2 separate regions of the Mus musculus genome follow, and region 1 is linked to region 2. The links are chromatin loops, found by intact Hi-C in ENCODE. Cell type or tissue: left cerebral cortex. All regions are shown on one strand. Each heading gives the region's core, and the rest is flanking DNA. Links, peaks and the distances in the headings are about the cores only.

Region 1 (8,524 bases), core at 177-8,176, 240 kb before region 2:
GAGAAAACAGATGGAGCCTCCACAAAACCATGGCTTTGCTGTTTCGGAAGTGTTTATTGTATTGAACATCCATTTTTTTTTTCTCTAATGTTTGATAATTAGAACCTCCCTAAAGTCATTTAAGGTCTCAGTCTGATATGAGATTGTTTATAAAAGGGTTGAAGCCAGTGTGGAAATATGATTTATAAATATGAAGGAGAATGACCCACCAACCTCAACAGGCTTTGCACTTGTCACATTTGAAAATCTAGGAAACATGTCTGTCTCCTTCACTGGAATCCCAAGACCATGAGGATGTGTCACCAGAGCTACCAATGTCTGTGGGCATGAGGTTGACTCTGTGCTGGCAGACGCCCACACACATCCCTGCCTTCACCTATGTGCCTTGCAGTGATTGACATGATGGATACCAATACATTCAGATAAGCTGTGAACTTAGAATAAGTTCATATTACGAATAAGGTTCTGCGATCTCAAGCTGCATAAAATGCCAGCTGTATTGGGACCAGTTGGGACCTTCAAATTGGTGCATTTCAGCAGAGCTTAATGTAGGGAGTAATTTTTAAGGATATGGGCAGAGTAGGAAAAATGAAAAGGAAAGTGTGGTTGCCATTGTCACCTTTTGCCTGAAACAACAACAGAAACGAGGAAGGGACCTTTGACGTGAAGTTGAAGCCACCAGGGAAGGTCATATAGTAATCCTGTAGACAGAACTGATACTCCGTTTTCCTCTAATCTGCGCATGCTCCCCACTGACCAAGCCCACTGGCAGGCAAAGAGCCACACTGCCTGCTCTGGAGTCCGTGCAGTTTAGTGTCCTGGGGAATAGAGCCAGGAGAACAGCTAATGCAGGATATTCAGCCTGGTCTGTCAATGAAAGTCTTGCGTGGAACAAATGGCTGGACTTCTCTCTGATGTAACCCTCCCATCCAAGAAAATAGTGTTCCTGTAAGTTTCATGTTTGCCTGCAAATGCAAACATGATTTTACTTAATCAGCCTGGAGCCCGTGTTCCAATGGCCCCAGATACAATGGTAGCATTTGAACAGATCTCATTTGTCTGCCGCACTATGGCTTGGAGGAGATTACAGGATCACGGGACCACCCTTCAGAGCTAGGATGGAAACTTCAGTAAACAATTTGAGTTACTGTGTAATGTAGCAGGGCACCATTGACAAACTCGTGTAGCCCACAGTCAGGGGCCTCCCACAGTTAAAGGAATGGCTGCCATCTTAAAGAGGTGCTCAGTCCAGCTGGAGGGCTGAGAGGCTAGGCTTTTATTTAGTCTTTTTTTCTTTTTTAAATATTAGTTCAATTATTTCCTTCCATTGCCTAAGAAGCCAATATTTCTTACTTTGATCAACCTAAATGAACTACAATGAACCCCTAAGAAAGAATAAATCCACTGGGTTGGGTACACGTTCATAATTAGAAAAGGCAGGGGTAATGGCCGTCAAAAGAAAACAAACATGCATTATTGCCCTACACTCTAAACCTCTTCTGTGGACCAGAAAATTCTTGACCTGAGAAATCCAGATGGGCAGACTTGAGAATGTAATAGGAACAATGAAAAATGCTGGGTGGATAAAAAGAACTTGGACCTCAGGTATGAAGTAAGAAATCTCATCATGATGATATCCATTAGCTTGGTGAGTTGCTGAACTCTCTCTACCTCAGGTCTTCTCATGAGCGTACCATAAGAAGAATCTGACTTGCTTCAAAATGAACTGATATTATGTTACGCCAAATGAAGACATTGCTTTCCATCCAGTAGTCATGGGACATGCATATCCGTATTTAAACATCTTGGGTCAAGAATAACTGATCCCTGAGATGATGCAGTTAAAGTTTGTACTGTGATGGGTGGATCAGGGTGCGGCAGGACCTCCCTGTAATCCCAGCACGTGGGAGATTGACAGCAGAGAACCACAGATTAGAGGTGAGCAGGAGCTTGTCTCAAAAACAAAGCTAAATCAAGAAAACTTGCAATTAGATTAGTATCTAGGCTTACTTTATAAAATCATTAGTTCTGACTTTTGTTGATATATAACTGATATACAATAAATAATATGTTAAAAGAATATGATTCCAGGAATCTAAGCAGTATGAAGCCATAGCCATCATCACGAAAATGATGACGTCCACTTACAAATTGCTTTATCACGATGATAAGCCAGATCCCCTCCTCATCCTGGTGTAATCACATTGAGAAGCAGGCATGCTGTCTACATTGTCTGTTTATTCCTTAAGACTGGACAGTACTTAACTACAGTTGACAATGTTCCTTGCCTCTTGGTAATATTATTCATTTTTAAATCCTTTCTCTTTTTTCCTCACCAGTAGTATAACATTTGTTTTTTCAAAATCCCATGTTATTACAACTGACAGCTCCATTATCGTCCTTTTGGAATAACACAGTAAACAAAGACTAGGCACAGTGCAGACAGAACAATAATTGCATTTACTAATCCCTGGTTTTGTTTGAGTTCAAAGCTGAAGCTTGCTTCCTTCAGCGTCCTTAGCTTTCTAAAACCAAGCAAGGTGGTGGAAAGACCTAGTGGTCACCGCCTGATGAATAGCTAACGAAACTGTGATTATCCACCTGCAAGAAGGAATGGTGGTATGATGCATGCTCCATCATGGGTAAACGAGGGAGCATTGTGCTAAGTGACAGAAACCACAGACTGTGTGGTTCTATTCACTGACTTATCCAAAAAGAGGACAGCCACAGAGGCACAGAGTAGACTGGAGGTGTCGAGAGCTGGTGGGAGGCAGGAGAAAATGAATATGATTCTGCTTTTGCCATGATGAAAATATCCAGGGGTGTAATACTGATGATGGATACGTGACTTAGGGCTGTATCCCAACAAAGCTACCCGGGGGCTTGTGGAGGTGTGTTCGTGTGTGTGGCACTTGTAGAAGCCAGAGATCAATGGTGGGTGTCTTCTTCTACTGCTATCTGCCTTATTGTCTGGGACAGGCTCTCTACCAACCCTGGAGCTTACCGATTTGGCAAGCATAGCTTGCCAGTGATCCCTGTCACTGAGTCCACAGCACTAGGGTTGCAGGGAAGAGCCGTCACACCTTGCTTTTTACACAGATGCTAGGGTCCCAGGTTCAGGTCCTTTGTTTTTGTGGCAAACACTTTACTGAGTCATTTCCCTAGCCTGACACTATTATTAAAAACAAAACAAAACAAAACAAAACAAAACAAAACACATATCTTATGAGAAACTTTCTTGGGGAAAACGCATTCAGGAACAGCCGTTGATTTAATCTTCCTTCGGATTCCTTGTGTCGCATCTGTTTTCAGGTCTGGAGCATGCTGTAGAACAGTTCAGCATTGGTAGCAGAGCTGTGCAGCTGCAGGTAGATGCTGTTCACTGGCAGAAGTGAGGCGCACTGCCATGTTGCTTTGGTTTACTTAAATCATAAAGGACTTGTTACCATTTGACTTTTTTGTCTTTTTCTTTCCTTTAAAAATAGTACAGAGCTGATTATCCAAGCGCCCTTTCCCCTAGCTTCACTGTGTTAACTAGATACAGGGTAGCCTGTGTACAAAGCATCTGAACTCTGCCGGCTGACACATTGAATACCTGACAGTGGCAGAACAGGGCGTGAGCTGGAAGTCCACACACTCAGAACAGCTCCCAGAAAGGAAAAGGAGCCAAAGCAGAAAGAAGAATGAATCAATCTCGGTTGCGGCAGCCATGCAGGGTGGACTGAAAACAGGCTTCCTGCCTTTTCAAACTGTCGTCCTTGAGCTGGGAATTCATTGCCTCCTTTAACGCCCCTTTAGCTCTCCCTGTGTCATGCTGCAGGATGACCACCACTCGCTACTGTGGTGACTGCAAGTACAGCCCCCCACCCCCTTCCGCCCCAGGTCTAACTCAGTAAGCTTGCGTTTCTGTGTAAACTGTGCTCACAGTTTACAGGGGAGAAAAGTCTCCTCTCACTTTCCTTGAGAAAATCTTACTCGCCAAGGTTGAACTTTGATGCCTTTTACTGTAAACCTGAAGGTGAGTCCAAGGTGCTGCCAACCTAAGAGGAGCGCAAACCCAGCATGCCTCTGCTCAGAAATTTTGCCTTTGCTTTTTTGCTGTAATTTGACAAGTTTTGTTTTTCCAAGGTGACTTGAAAACCTTTATAGTGGTGCGTGCCTTTTGTTACTGTTTTCTGTTTCTTTTCCAACCTCGGGCACCCTTGGAAACAATATTGCACAACCTTTCATTCTATCTTGGCCCTGGAAGGCAAGGTGCCACAGTGTGTGTCTCTAGGTCTTATTCTAGTCATCCATAGAGTGAAAGTCACAGGAAGAGTGCCTGGAAGAGGAAGGCGGGAAGGCGGGAAGGCGGGAAGGTGGGCTGTGTGGCTTGAGCAGAGAGACATGAAGATGGATATTATTAGGATTTGTGTCCTCTTGAAATCTGTGGTGGCTGAGAATATTTTTATGTTTTAATTAGTCATTTGCATTTCTTCTTTTGTGGGCTGTCATTTCTTACCTTTTGTCTGTGTTTCTACAAGGTTGTCTGACTCCATTTGCATTGAGTTTTAGTTGGGTGATGATCATACTTTGCCCCATTTAATACAGTTATCTACTTCCCTGACCACCACTGCTCTTTAGTTTAGTTATAATGATTTTCTTTTTGTTTTTATCTTTAGTCACATGTCTATTTTGTGTGGCTTCTTCATTTCTTGCCTCGCACAGGGACTTTTCCTTCATCCAGAGTAATTAAATATAGATTCCTTATTTTTCTCCAGATATTTTAAAGTAATATTTCCATATGCATGTATTATGCAATATGTTACTATAGTATGCTTAAGGTTATGCCGCTATGGGCTCCGGCCAGTGTCACAGTGCTTGTCAGGGATGCTTGAAGCTGCCTGTGAGCAAGAATGATATTTTTTTCGGTTCTCAAACAGCCACAGTTTTGCTAAAAGCAATCTGAATAGAGGAGATGAATTATTATACTTAAGTGTAAATGCTCCTTGAAGCAGAATCTTATCTGTTGGTTAGAAGCTCATTTTCTGACAAACCTGCAGGATGTACACTGCTGTTAGATAAGGACTATCATTTATTGAAGGAATTTTGTTATCATGCAAAGCAATCTATAGTTGTTTTATATGCGCTCATTACTAAAGGCTGGAATTTGTAAGTAGAACATGGTTACTTCTGAGACACTAATGGCCTAAGGGTGTGGATGACATTCCTTGGGCTATTAAAGCCAACAGAATCCAACAAATACCCCATATTAACGTACACTCAGCCTTCAGAGTCTGAGAGGACATTTCCAAAATATACACTTCATTTTTAAAATCCATGACTCCAGAGAACAGAAGAATAGGGAAAGGAGACCAGTGAACTTTAGAGTGATCTGATTTGAAATCACTAAAAAGTCTCAATGAAAATTAACAGGCTATAAAACCCCACCATCTGAATAACAGTCTACGTGAGAGAGGAGAGAGAGAGAGAGAGAGAGAGAGAGAGAGAGAGAGAGAGAGAGAGAGAGAGAGAACAAAAAGAAAGCTATGTTGTAGAAAATCACAATGTAACAATTGAGGATTTTTTTTAGAAATAACAAAGGGACTGCATGGTTATATGGAGAACTAATTAGACTCGCTAATTAATTAGGTAAGCATGTTTATTAATCATAGGATCAAATAAGTTAGATGGCTTAAATAAGCTCTAAAAAAATCCAGATCAAGTTGATCCATTCCTATAGTGAGACATAGTTGGTTTTTTTTTGTTGTTGTTTTTGTTTTTAACTTTTTTCAAATATAGATTCTTAACTTTAAAATAATGGTAGGGCATGTTAATACTTGAGCCAATAAAACAGATAATTTTTTAAAAACCCAATAACTTAATAGATAGTCTTCCTAGGATTCATTAAAGACATGACATATGCATGTAAATTAGCATCCAAGGGAAGATGCTGAAGCTGGACTGGTAACATTTCAAACTCCAGTGTGGAAGAAACCCTGAAACCTCTGCAAAGTAAGGCCAGATGACATTCCAAATACTTCTTTTCCAGTGCAGCCACTGTTAGGACCATGAGCCCCCCAAGGCATTGATATTAACATCTGCAATTGTACTTTTAGGAAACTAAATTTCCAAGCAAGATGGCTATTCATTTGGGGAAACTCGAGAAAGATTTCAACATATCCCACCCACCCTAAGTAGTCATTGACTTGCACTCAGGTTCCACACAGCTGCTGCTCCACACCGGGGCCTCTGGTCAGGTCCTCCTCTCAGGGACAGTAACCAGGGTCAGATGACAGTTGCTCCAACAGAGTCGCCCTGAGGGTGAGGTGGTCTCATGGGCTTCTTATGGGCTTCTTCATCCTCACTCAATAAAAGTGAAAGATGCAAGTCATGTGAAACAAAGTGAGAGAGAAAGAGAGAGAGAGAGAGAGAGAGAGAGAGAGAGAGAGAGAGAGATTAAAGCAACAGCTCCCACAGAAACCTGATGGGAGAAGCACAATAGCCACAAAGGGCCAGGCAAAGTCCTTTGTCTGAATTAAAAATAACTAAAAACGGTTTGATGTGAACTGACTGCAAATGCTTCATTCACTGTAGAAGGCCCACGCTCCTAATGAGGCCTATCTCTGCTGCCTGTCACCAGCCCTGCCATCTCTGCAGTCAGCAGCAGCACTTTGCCAAGGTCAACTCTCCCCCTATACGCTCCTGCTGCAAAACCTTAGGGAACTGGCAGAGATAAGATAGGTTGAGCGAGTGACCACTACCTCCTAAAGACATTCTGAAGGAAATGAGGAGAGATGGGGGCAGAGGGAAGGGAGTGTAGCTGTGTCCAGACTTTCCTGACCAGGTCTTTGCTGAGCTGTCTGTAAACATATCTCTTCTATGGAAGAGACCTCCAAGAACACACTGATTGCCAAGGAATGAGGCTTGCGCTTTGAATGCCGCTCTTCTCTGTGCCACACAAGTCTGGTCCTGACCCATCTGGCAAAAGTGAGTTTGCAACAGGGAAGTTTGGAAGAGGTAGCCCGACCAATCCATTCCTGCCCTGCAGCTCCTGACTGGAGCATCACAAATTCTGGACAGCCCCTCCTTTGAGGCTTATATTAATTATCTTGTTTTTTTTTTTAATTTAGATGTATATTTTATGTATATGAGTATTTTGCTTGCATGTATATCTATGTGCCATGTGCATTTCTGGTGCTCATAGATGTCACAGAGTTGTGTGTCAGATCCCCTGGAACTGGAGTTCTGGACAGTGTGAGCTTCCATGTGCATGCTGGGAGTAGAACCTGGGTCCTTTGCAAGAACAAATGCTCTTAACCACAAGCTATCTCTCTAGCCCCAATTAGCTTAATTTTGTTGCCATGAGAAGTAAAATCTCCCCCAAAACATAAAAAAAAAAACCATAACAATGAAGCCTCTTTTTGAACATATTGAAAATTTTAGAAAGTGCTGAGAGATCAGAAGTTATATATGCTAAATTATATAACCCATAGTTCATCTCTTCCCAAAATAATGTTGATTTAAAACAACAACAATATTTATAATTCTTCTGTCATGGCCAAACAACTCTAAAGGGAGAAATGTATTGCTTGCAAATGTTTTATTCTTCATTCCTGTCTTAATTTGAATAAGGATAACTGTTAATGGGGCAGAGGGGAGAAAGGGTGGACACGCTGAAGAGCTCTTGGGGACAAATGCAGTCCTCCCAGCAATCTGCATGCTATTTTATTAATTTCTTCAGCGGCCGGCCCTGAGGGAGACATTGTTGCAGCTATTCCCTAGGCTCAGGCTCTTTATCTTTCTTCCGAACTTGCAGCCACTGAACCTATTTTTATCTTTCTATTCCACCACCAAGTTAATTAATATGAACCAATTTAACAATTTCAATAGAAATACTGATAGAAAGGATACTGTCTAAATGATAACAAACTCACTTTAAAATTAGTCGATAAGAATTAATTTCTGAAACAGCTCATGGAAGTCGAGGAAGATTAAACACACTCGTCTTTAAAGTCCATTGTAGAATGCCACAATTCAAAATGGTGTGCGGTAGATAGAGTTACAGATAGAAATGTAGATTATCATACAAAACCAAGGGCTGGAGAACAGAGCTTCAGACACTTAGGATTTAATATGCAATGCTGCATTTGTCGTTGGCAGGGAAAGTTATTCATTGTTTCTCTAAGTTGAAAGATTTTGTCTGCATCTGAAAAAAGTAATAAATCCTGCTGCTTGCTGGCCAGTGAGCTGTGTGTAGGATGCATGGGGTACGACGTGTGTGTAAATGCACACTTTGTGTGTGTGTATACATTCATGAAGGGATTGTGTATGTGTGCTTCTGTTGGGATATCCTTGCTGCAGTTTCTGAGACATCTGCCATTCTTCTCAGGTTTATGTTTTTATATAGACCTGGACCCTTTGACATCTAATATTGTGAATCCTGCTTTCTAGTCCTCCCCTATCAGGGAATCTTAAAGTTTAGCATGTAGCAAACCACTCCAGTCCTGTTGGCTAGTTCAGAAGCTGTGCTTCTGTGAGTCTG
Region 2 (8,524 bases), core at 295-8,294:
TCTGGGGCTCTAGCTCAGTGGTATACTATCTAGTGTGAACAAGTCTAAGAGTTTTAATCCACAGCACTTTGTGTAAAACACAAAGTCCTTTTTAGTAAGAGAAAAAAATCAAGGTCACAGTGATATTTCTAATATAAACATGACACCTTGGGACTTTTACTCAATAACTTTGATTTTTGCACTTATTGAAACTATCTCCCTATTACTAACAAGGATGTTTTAAGCATCTTTTATCTTTGAAACAACAACCAGGTTTCAGCAGATACTTAAAGAAGTCTGAAGAGTAAAACCAGAAACAAAAGAATGAAGGAAAGCATTATTATATAAAAAAGGCACTATCATCAACACCCCTGGATTCTTAAGAGACGACGATACTGTCTCTACAGGACTCCTGCAAAGAAATCTTACTCTGAGTTCCAGTTAGGTTTCTGTGCTGTGATAAACTTGATCAAAAGCAACTTAGAGATGGGGACAGTTCATTTCATCTTACAGCTTACAGTTTATCATGAAGCAAATCAGGGCAGGAACTGAAGGCAGGAGCTGAACCAGAGGCCATGGAGGAGTGCTGCTTACTGGCTTGCTCCTTAGGACTTTCTCAACCTGCTTTCTTATACAACCCAGGATCATCTGCTAAGGGATGTCACCACCTACAATGGGCTAGCCCTTCCCATAGCAACCATTAAGCAAAAGAAAAAAATGTTCCTATTCTCCTATAAGCTAATCTGAAAGAGAAATGTTCTCAATCGAGGTCCCTTCTTCCCAGATGACCCTAATATGTGTCAAGTTGACAAAGACAAAAATAAACCAAACAAAACAAAACCTAACCAACATATTTATGTTCAGAACTTTCATTGTAAGTAACATGGATTCTGAGATTTTAAAACTACGGATGTGTGACACGCTAAAATTAGTAAATACACTATCAGCAGACAGGCAAACTAAGCTTTTAAAGATGTCAAGACAGAAAGTCCTTGCCTCTCATTTTCAAATGTATATATGTTCCTCAACTCTCTTCTTTCTGAAAACAAAACACTGTAAACAATGACAATCTAGGAATAAAGAATACACCTTGAGCAGAGACTGTGGTCTCTAAGTTCATTTCTCAATTAAAAGGAATGACAGTTCTTTGCAAACACACCACAAGAACGCAACAAGCCAGTCTGAAATGAGGGAAATTCCATAGTACCCATGACCGTATTCCTTCTTCAAGTAAAGAGCGTGGTACAAAGGTCAGGGACAAATGTCTGTGCATGGACCTCTGGTGGATCTCAAACAGCCCACCTCTAAAGACAGCAGAGAAAGTGGAGGTTTGGAGGGATGGTTCAGTAGAAACCTAACATTCTGGGTTCCATCCCCATGACCCCATGCCCCAGTGACCCAGTGACCCAGTGACCCAATGACCACATGATGGTGAATGAAGGGGAAAACTGACTCTCACAAGTTTTTTCCTCTGACCTCTACATCCATGCCATGGCTGCCCCCTCTAAAGTTTAAAAGAGAATGGGATGCTGGATATTTTATGTTACAAAAAAACCCCCATTGTTATAGATGTAGAAATATCGGTGTTAATTCTTTTTAATGTGCTATCAGTGGGTTTCACATCACTCACAGATGACCTTTGTAACATTTGGGATCCACTTAGTATACCTAGAGAAAAACTGGGCAGGGCAGAACAAATTTGGCAGAACACTGGTAGAAATAAGTTAGTCCCTGCCAGTTCATTATGATATTTCCTTATGTCTCCCTGCTAACCTTTATAAACTTAAACTGTTAACTTTATAAAGGTCTACTGAAAAAAGACTTATTTAGAAACACCACAGAAGACCCCGAAACAGAATGAAGAGCTTAGTTAGAGTAAGGATGATATAAAATAATAAACCACATTAATTAAAGATGTACAGGTCATCAAAAGAGATTCAGCTCAAATCCCATGATGCTCCAGGCTTCAAAGCTAGCAAAGAGTGTTTAAAACCTCCCCAGGCCACAGATGGATCCCTCAGAGAGCTGCCGCTCCTGTGGAGGTCAGAGGTTGATGGTCCCTGTGCTGCTTGAAGGCGCATGCGCCAACTGCAAGCACAGCCCTTTCATTCACAAAGCCAATTTGGACAAGGACTGAACAGTGGAGACAGTCTCCACATATTTAAGCAGATGCTGCTAGTCATGGTGGACACCGGGAACCGGGGCAGCTGCTGGGGAATGTCACTAAGGGTCCTAGGAATAGCTCCTACCCGGAGCGCGTGTGGCTTTGGCTTTGTTCCCTTGCTGTATTGCTGGAGGGTCTCTTTCTTTAGCCTGTCTCCGTTGCAGCTCCTAAAACATTTGCCTCACCCCTGTACAGGATTTCACTCTATTTAGAGAGCTCCTGGTGTTTCCTGGTAGCTGGTGATTCATTTTTCTCCCTTGAATCTTCTCTGTGGCCGGAGCTTTGTCCCCCCACCCCCACCCCCAGCCCCCAGAGAACAAAAGGTGCTCATTAGATTGTTTTTGGCTGGAGCCGGAGCTGGACCATTGCCCCCCACACAGGCCAAGACCTGGGGGCTCTTGCAGCCCACTTAGGTTGCCCCGAGTATTCTGAGATAAATGCTAAGGGTTTAGCTACTTGGCTTTTAGATACTTGGCTTTCTGACTCAAGTGATGCTTTAGGCGATTCATCCATTGTCTGAGATTTCTAGTAATAGTCATGAAATCTGGTCTCTGCCCCTTGTGTTTGTAAGATACAACATAAGTTCTGCTCATTTTCAGAACTGGAGACATACCTTCTCATGTCTACGGGCCCAGTAAGATGAATATCGCTTCTACATCATGTTTGAAAGGCTGCTATGACAGAGGTCGGCTCCTAAGAAGATGGGTCAGAACTCAGTTTTAAGTTAAGAATTCCATCTTCTCAGTCCAGTCCCCAAACCACAGCTGGATCAAGAGGAATTTTGGTTGCGTTTTATTTCGCCAAACAGAATCGCATCATTTTGGGGAATCAGAAGGGCGAGGAGTGAGTTAAGCCAGAGTCATGCTTGCCAAACATAACGCCTTCAGAATCACAGAATCACAGGGCGCTACCCAGCACCAGGCAAGAAAACCAAAGTCCAAGGAGTCAGTTGTCACAGCAAAGATAGTGAACCCGTGTTCCCCAAACAGCTTTCTAACTGTCAGCCTGGGGCACAGAGGGGTGTCTTTCTTACTGTTCCACTCTTCTCTGCTCATTCCTGAAAGCTGCCTTACTCCTTCTGCAGCATGGCTCTGACCCATGTGCAGGTCTCTCCCAGGTCAGAACTGCTCTTCTGTCGTCAGTGCCACGGCTGTGGCGCTCACTCCACTCATAGGCTCTGCACAGTCTGCAGATGAAAGGACCTACCTGAGTCTTCGCCCACATGGCTTCCATTGTCTGGAAGGCTTATACAAAGTCCTCCTGCCATTTAGAGACAGGATGATGCCTCTTCTTCTATGGCTGTCATTCGTCTTCCCTAGGTGAAAACGAGCTCCTCTCCCCCACCTCCCGCACTGTGTGTGTGGACTTTGATTTGCCTGGTGTGATACTGTAGTTAATTATGAACAAGTGGGGACTTGACTGTAAATTCCTTTAAGCTGGCGACAGGATTTGAAGCCAGGATCTTATTTATAGCTCTAGCAGTTACTCATTGAGACAATGTTAAAAGAAAAAAAAAATAGTTCTCTTGAGGCAGGCTGAAGTTTACTATTTTTGGAAACCCAACAGCATTTACACAGAGAATTCTAAAGAGGTGAAATTTGGCATTTTCTGTTTCTCCTCTGATAATTTTAGATACACTCAAGGATATTTTTATCTCTACACTATGCCATAGATGAGAACAGGGAGGGTCCTCTTTTCCTGTTTCCTTACATTATAGTCCATGTAAAGCTCAAATAAGCGTGCTTCCTAAGTAGCTTGTGTGGAGGAGGAAACCCTTTACTCAGTGCTGGGGGGTTGGGGGGGGCAGAGACTGATGCACGGGGAGGGAAACCATGACGTAGCTGTAGCGGGGTAAGTTCCCCAGTTATAGGCTCAAACCAGCTCCTGCCCCATTAAATGGGAAACACCGTCCAAGGAACAGTTGTCAAGCACCCCTGCCTGCTATTAAAGAAACCTCTGAAAGACAGTCAGCCCCAGGAGCAGAGAAGCCCTGAGCCTGCTCTGGACAGCACCAAGTTCTGTGAATGTGCCCCTGGAACCCAGTATTTACACTTACCAACCTTCCTCAGCAGGGAAACAGACTGGCCATTGAGGTGAGTCCCTCCACAGGCATGGACAACACCCATCCAGTTACAGGGCGTGGATCAAATTAGCAAGCATGTGGTGTGTGTTAAAGCCGTTCTCAGTCTCTGGACTGGTAGCATCTGAGGTTAGTGGTTGAGAAGGCTCATTCTCAGGCCCCACCCCAAAGCTGGCTCCTTGATCCTCCTCATACACAAATGGAGCTGGTCCTGGTTTAGCTGAGTGGGGGAGTCTCTACCAGCTCAGTGTCCCAAATAAAACAACCCTGCTTGCCAAAGGCAATGCGGGCCTCTGAGCCTTCTCTGCTGTCTTCACAGAAGTCTGAGGCCCTTAGGACATAATACTTGGGAAAATCGGTTGGAAATCAGAAGGGCTCTATGGGTATAAGTGCTGTTAAAGAGATGTGCCAAAGGGAAACACAGGAGGAGAGGCAGAGACTCTGCTGACAGATCTTAGAAACTACTCTTAAGCCCTAAAGAGTCTTGAGCTGCTTACATGTCTTTCTCTGTTATTTCTTCCTGTCTGTCCACTTCTACCTGAAACTAAGATGAAACAGAATGAAGGCAGCAATGTGAACCAGGTCTGCAGAAGGAGGTTCTTGGTGGCGGTCACCGTCCCTGGCTGGCAGAAGACCTCTGGCGCCCTCTAGAGGAGAAACTGGAAAAAGTCCCTTTTAGGTCTCAAGTCCAGGGCTGCCTTTCCCTCGAGTGACAGGAAAATTTCATGGCTAAATTTATAAAATTGGCATCACATACTAATAAGGAAGTTTATTTTAAAGTGATTCTTTTGCGTACATATATAATTTATCATTTGGTAAAGATGGAAACAAATTTGCGAGGTAATGGTTTTTATACCAAGATGGTCAGCAGGATGTGGAGCATCTTAAACGTTTACAGAGTTGATCGATAGTTTGATCTTATAATCAATCGTCAGTACTGAGGACACGGCTTCACTTAAATATGTAGTACATATGACAAAAAATATAATTAGGGCCATTTTGAAAATTATATCCTAAGCCCAAGTCCCTAAATCCGAGAGAGAGAGAGAGAGAGAGAGAGAGAGAGAGAGAGAGAGAGAGAGAGAGAGAGAGAGAGAGAGAGAGAGAGGAGGGGGAGAGGCGAAGGGGAGGGGAAGGGAGGGGGAGAGGGAGGGGGAGGGGGCTAAGGGGAGGGGAAGGGAGGGGGAGGTAGGCAAAGAAAGGTGCAAATAACACAGAAAACAGGACCCCATGTCATGAATCAAGGCCTCCGGGAATCTGGGAAGTATATTTTGAAGACATACTTCTAGACAACCTTCCTGCTCAGTGGCCCACACAGTAATTTCGTCTACAACTTCTTCTGAGAGATGATGGACAACCGACACAGATCAGGATGAGTTGGAGCCCGCTGGGAGACCGCCTGCGTGTTATCCTCCTCCCCCTAGCGGAGGGTCGCCCACAGTACAGCCGGCAACAACAGGGCTCTCCTTAGGTTGTGGTTTCCATGGGGATGCGGCGACCTGTTATTTTACAGCCACATCTCCCACATTTGCTTGTGTTGGGTCCTTCTGTGACTAAAATACTGGAGAAAACCGTTTTTTCACTTGTTTTCGCCTGCCTCCGCCGCTTTCCGAGGGCTCAGCAAAGTACTCCCTTCTTCTAAGTTAGTTTTCTCTCACCACCAGATCGTTTCAGATGTCCCTGGCTGCTGAAGACATGGCCATGGTACCCTGTCCTTTGCTCTCGGTCTTTGGTGCGAGTCACTCTACACTGCAAACCCTGTTTGGTGGGTCTTCCCCAACTGCAGAGAGCTGTGAGAACAGGAACTTTGTCCACACCTTTGGGCACAGAGCAGCAGAGGGGCTGCCTCACCTTTTCCTAGGATTAGCCTTGACTTGGAGCATAGACCTCTCGTCCATCCTTCCTTCTCCCACAGAGAGACGCAGGTCAGGTAAGTTCTTCCCTTCCTTGGGGCCTTGCTTTTCTGCTGTACACCCTACTTGGGAAAGTGTGGTTCTTCTTGAGTAACTATGGACCACGGTTTGTGCTGACAGGAGCACCTACCTAATCATGGCTTGAAAGGGATTTGCTTGGATATAAAATTTCTCCACTAGAATTCAAGTTCCATTCCCCCTTCGTTTCCTTTATGTAGGAGCCATTGTGCATTAATTTTGTGTTTTGTGGAAAGGAAAGCTAGGCGTTTTGCTTTGTTCTCTCGGAATGCTGGCGATTGAATTCGGATCCCGCACACGCCAGCTAAGCACTGTATCCCAGAACTGCATCCTTTGTCTTTTCTCTGGAGAGAGTCTCACTAAGTTGCCCAGGCTGGTCTTGAACTCACTCTGTAGATAAGCTGGCCTTGAACTTGTAGTCTTCCCGCTTCTGTTTGCTGAGTAGCTGGTATTTCAAAAGTGTTTTCTTCTTGAAAAGGACTTGTGACCACTTGAGGCTGGGGATGGGTGCGGAGGACTTAGATCAAGATCTTTGGTGGTAATGCTCCTAAAGGCACTTAAAGTAAAAGTTTCTATTTTTTTCTGATTTTTATCTAAATATCAGAGATACACTGAGATTGAAATCATACTGAAAGATTTATTTATTTTTATTTCATATGTATGACTGTTTTGTCTGCATGCCGTGATTGGTGCCTACAGAGACCAGAAGAGGGTTCCAGAACTGAGGGTTCACAACTCCTCAGAACTGGGGTTGTGAGCCACTAAGTGGGTGAGCGCCTTTAACCACGGAGCCATGTCTTCAGTCCCTTGAGAACACTCTTATCTCAGAGTGGAGAGAAAGTTTGATGTAGACAGCCATCAGACTGTACAACTGGTTAGGTTCGATTTTCAATCACATCTCCATTTCTTATTAACTTGAACAAACGGTGACGCTTGATCTGGCAGAAGGATTGGAGGCAGGCACAGTTCTTCAGAGGAAAATGGCAAGTAGATTAAAATATTCCTGGGATAATAAAGTATGAGCTCCTTACATATCACAACTTAGAGATACACTCCAGCAGTGTCTACAACTGTATCAGGAATGAAAATCAAACCCAAATAAGCAAAAAGGAGTGCCATTAAACTATAAGCTGGAGACATCTGGAGTCTGCTGGGTTACAGGCTCATCTGGATCCAGACGTACAGATGGCATTCTCAGACCTCTAGTTTATGCTCCAGGCCCTATATAAGCTCTTTATAGCAGCTCAGCTTTGAAATCAGAGGCAAACAGAAACCAGTACCTGTGGTCCATTGGAGAGGGATGAGGTCAGAACTCTGTACAGGGGATGGTGAAAAGCCATTTTCTACAGAAGTGATGGGTAACGCATATGCAATCTGAGTAAAACCGAGAGATGCACGCCACAGCGATTCAGGATCGACTGCACCTCTATTGGCTTCTGCTTTCAAGGGAACGCCCAGTGCTGTTCCTTCTTATCCTAAAGACCCCAGCGATCATTCTCTGATGCTTTATTAGTATATCTGTGTATATATTTACAAATTATGATAGTAATCACTAATGAGTTTCCCTTGCCGTGTGCCCACATTGTACTAACTACTCTACATTACGCCGTTTCCCCCTCACTGTCTCAGCCCATTGTGTTTACATGCATGTAGTACTGGGAACCAGATACAGGGTTTCTCACATGTATTAAGTCCATGTTCTAAGACTGAAATACACCCCCAAATATTTTAGTTTTCTTTATTCTTTTCAGGTTTTTTCTCCACTTGGGATAGGAAAATGTATTTATTTATTTATTTTTTGGCTTACAGTTTGAGAGCCTACAGTTCCTCATGAACAGTCAGGTGTGACAGACTGAAAGGCTGGGTCTGCTGTGGTGGGAACACAGGGCTGCTTGTTCACACGCTGGTGGCTGGGCAGGAAGCAGAGTAATTGAGTAGAAGCAGGGTGGCTGTAACCCTCAAGGCCAACTCTCCGCCCTGGGGACTCGGGTCCTCCAGCGTGACCTTTGCCTTCTAAAGGTCTCTAAGCCTGATCAGTGCCACCAGCTGGGGACCAAGTGCTCAAACAGGTGAACCTATGGGAGACATTCCACATAAAAACTATATACCATTCTGTTCCTGACCCCCATAGACTCATGCCCACCTCACAGTGCACAATGCATTGAGTGGGACTTAAAGATCTTTGTAGTCTTACATTATTCAAAAGTTCAAAGTCCAAAGTTTCTTCTGAGACTCAAGGCAAACACTTAGCTGTGAATGCAAACAAAACAAAACAAAACAAAACAAAACAAAACACTAAAAAAAAAAAAAAAAAAAAAAAACAACCCCCAAAGTAATAACAGACAGACAACAGCTTGGATTGACAACTCC

What was found. Hi-C counts contacts between places; a loop is a spot of excess contacts. Peaks named below come from ENCODE experiments on the same cell type or tissue, not always from the same donor. Only the 100,000 strongest peaks of a DNase experiment are listed, where the experiment ranks them.
Region 1: it touches region 2 in a loop (3-fold over the local background); 4 of 42 quality-filtered maps call a loop at or near these places.

Annotation. Positions count from the first base shown.
Region 1 is chr14:19,940,628-19,949,151 of GRCm38, reverse strand. The region is part of intron 2 of Gng2 (guanine nucleotide binding protein (G protein), gamma 2); the gene reads left to right. Among named protein-coding and RNA genes, the nearest start is that of Gng2, 32 kb to the left of the region's middle. In left cerebral cortex, for the core only: no CTCF peak of the experiment used is centred there; DNase peaks (open chromatin) are centred at 2,787 and 3,599; H3K27ac peaks cover 1,215 bases.
Region 2 is chr14:19,702,979-19,711,502 of GRCm38, reverse strand. It overlaps Gm17030 (a long non-coding RNA gene), which reads left to right. Exons shown (of 4, transcript XR_874388.2): 3 at 5,888-6,153. Gm29899 (a long non-coding RNA gene) reads right to left here and starts at 3,500. Exons shown (of 4, transcript XR_874386.1): 1 at 3,350-3,500. In left cerebral cortex, for the core only: CTCF peaks have their summits at 4,869 (motif pointing left) and 5,643; DNase peaks (open chromatin) are centred at 3,599, 4,406, 4,855 and 5,665.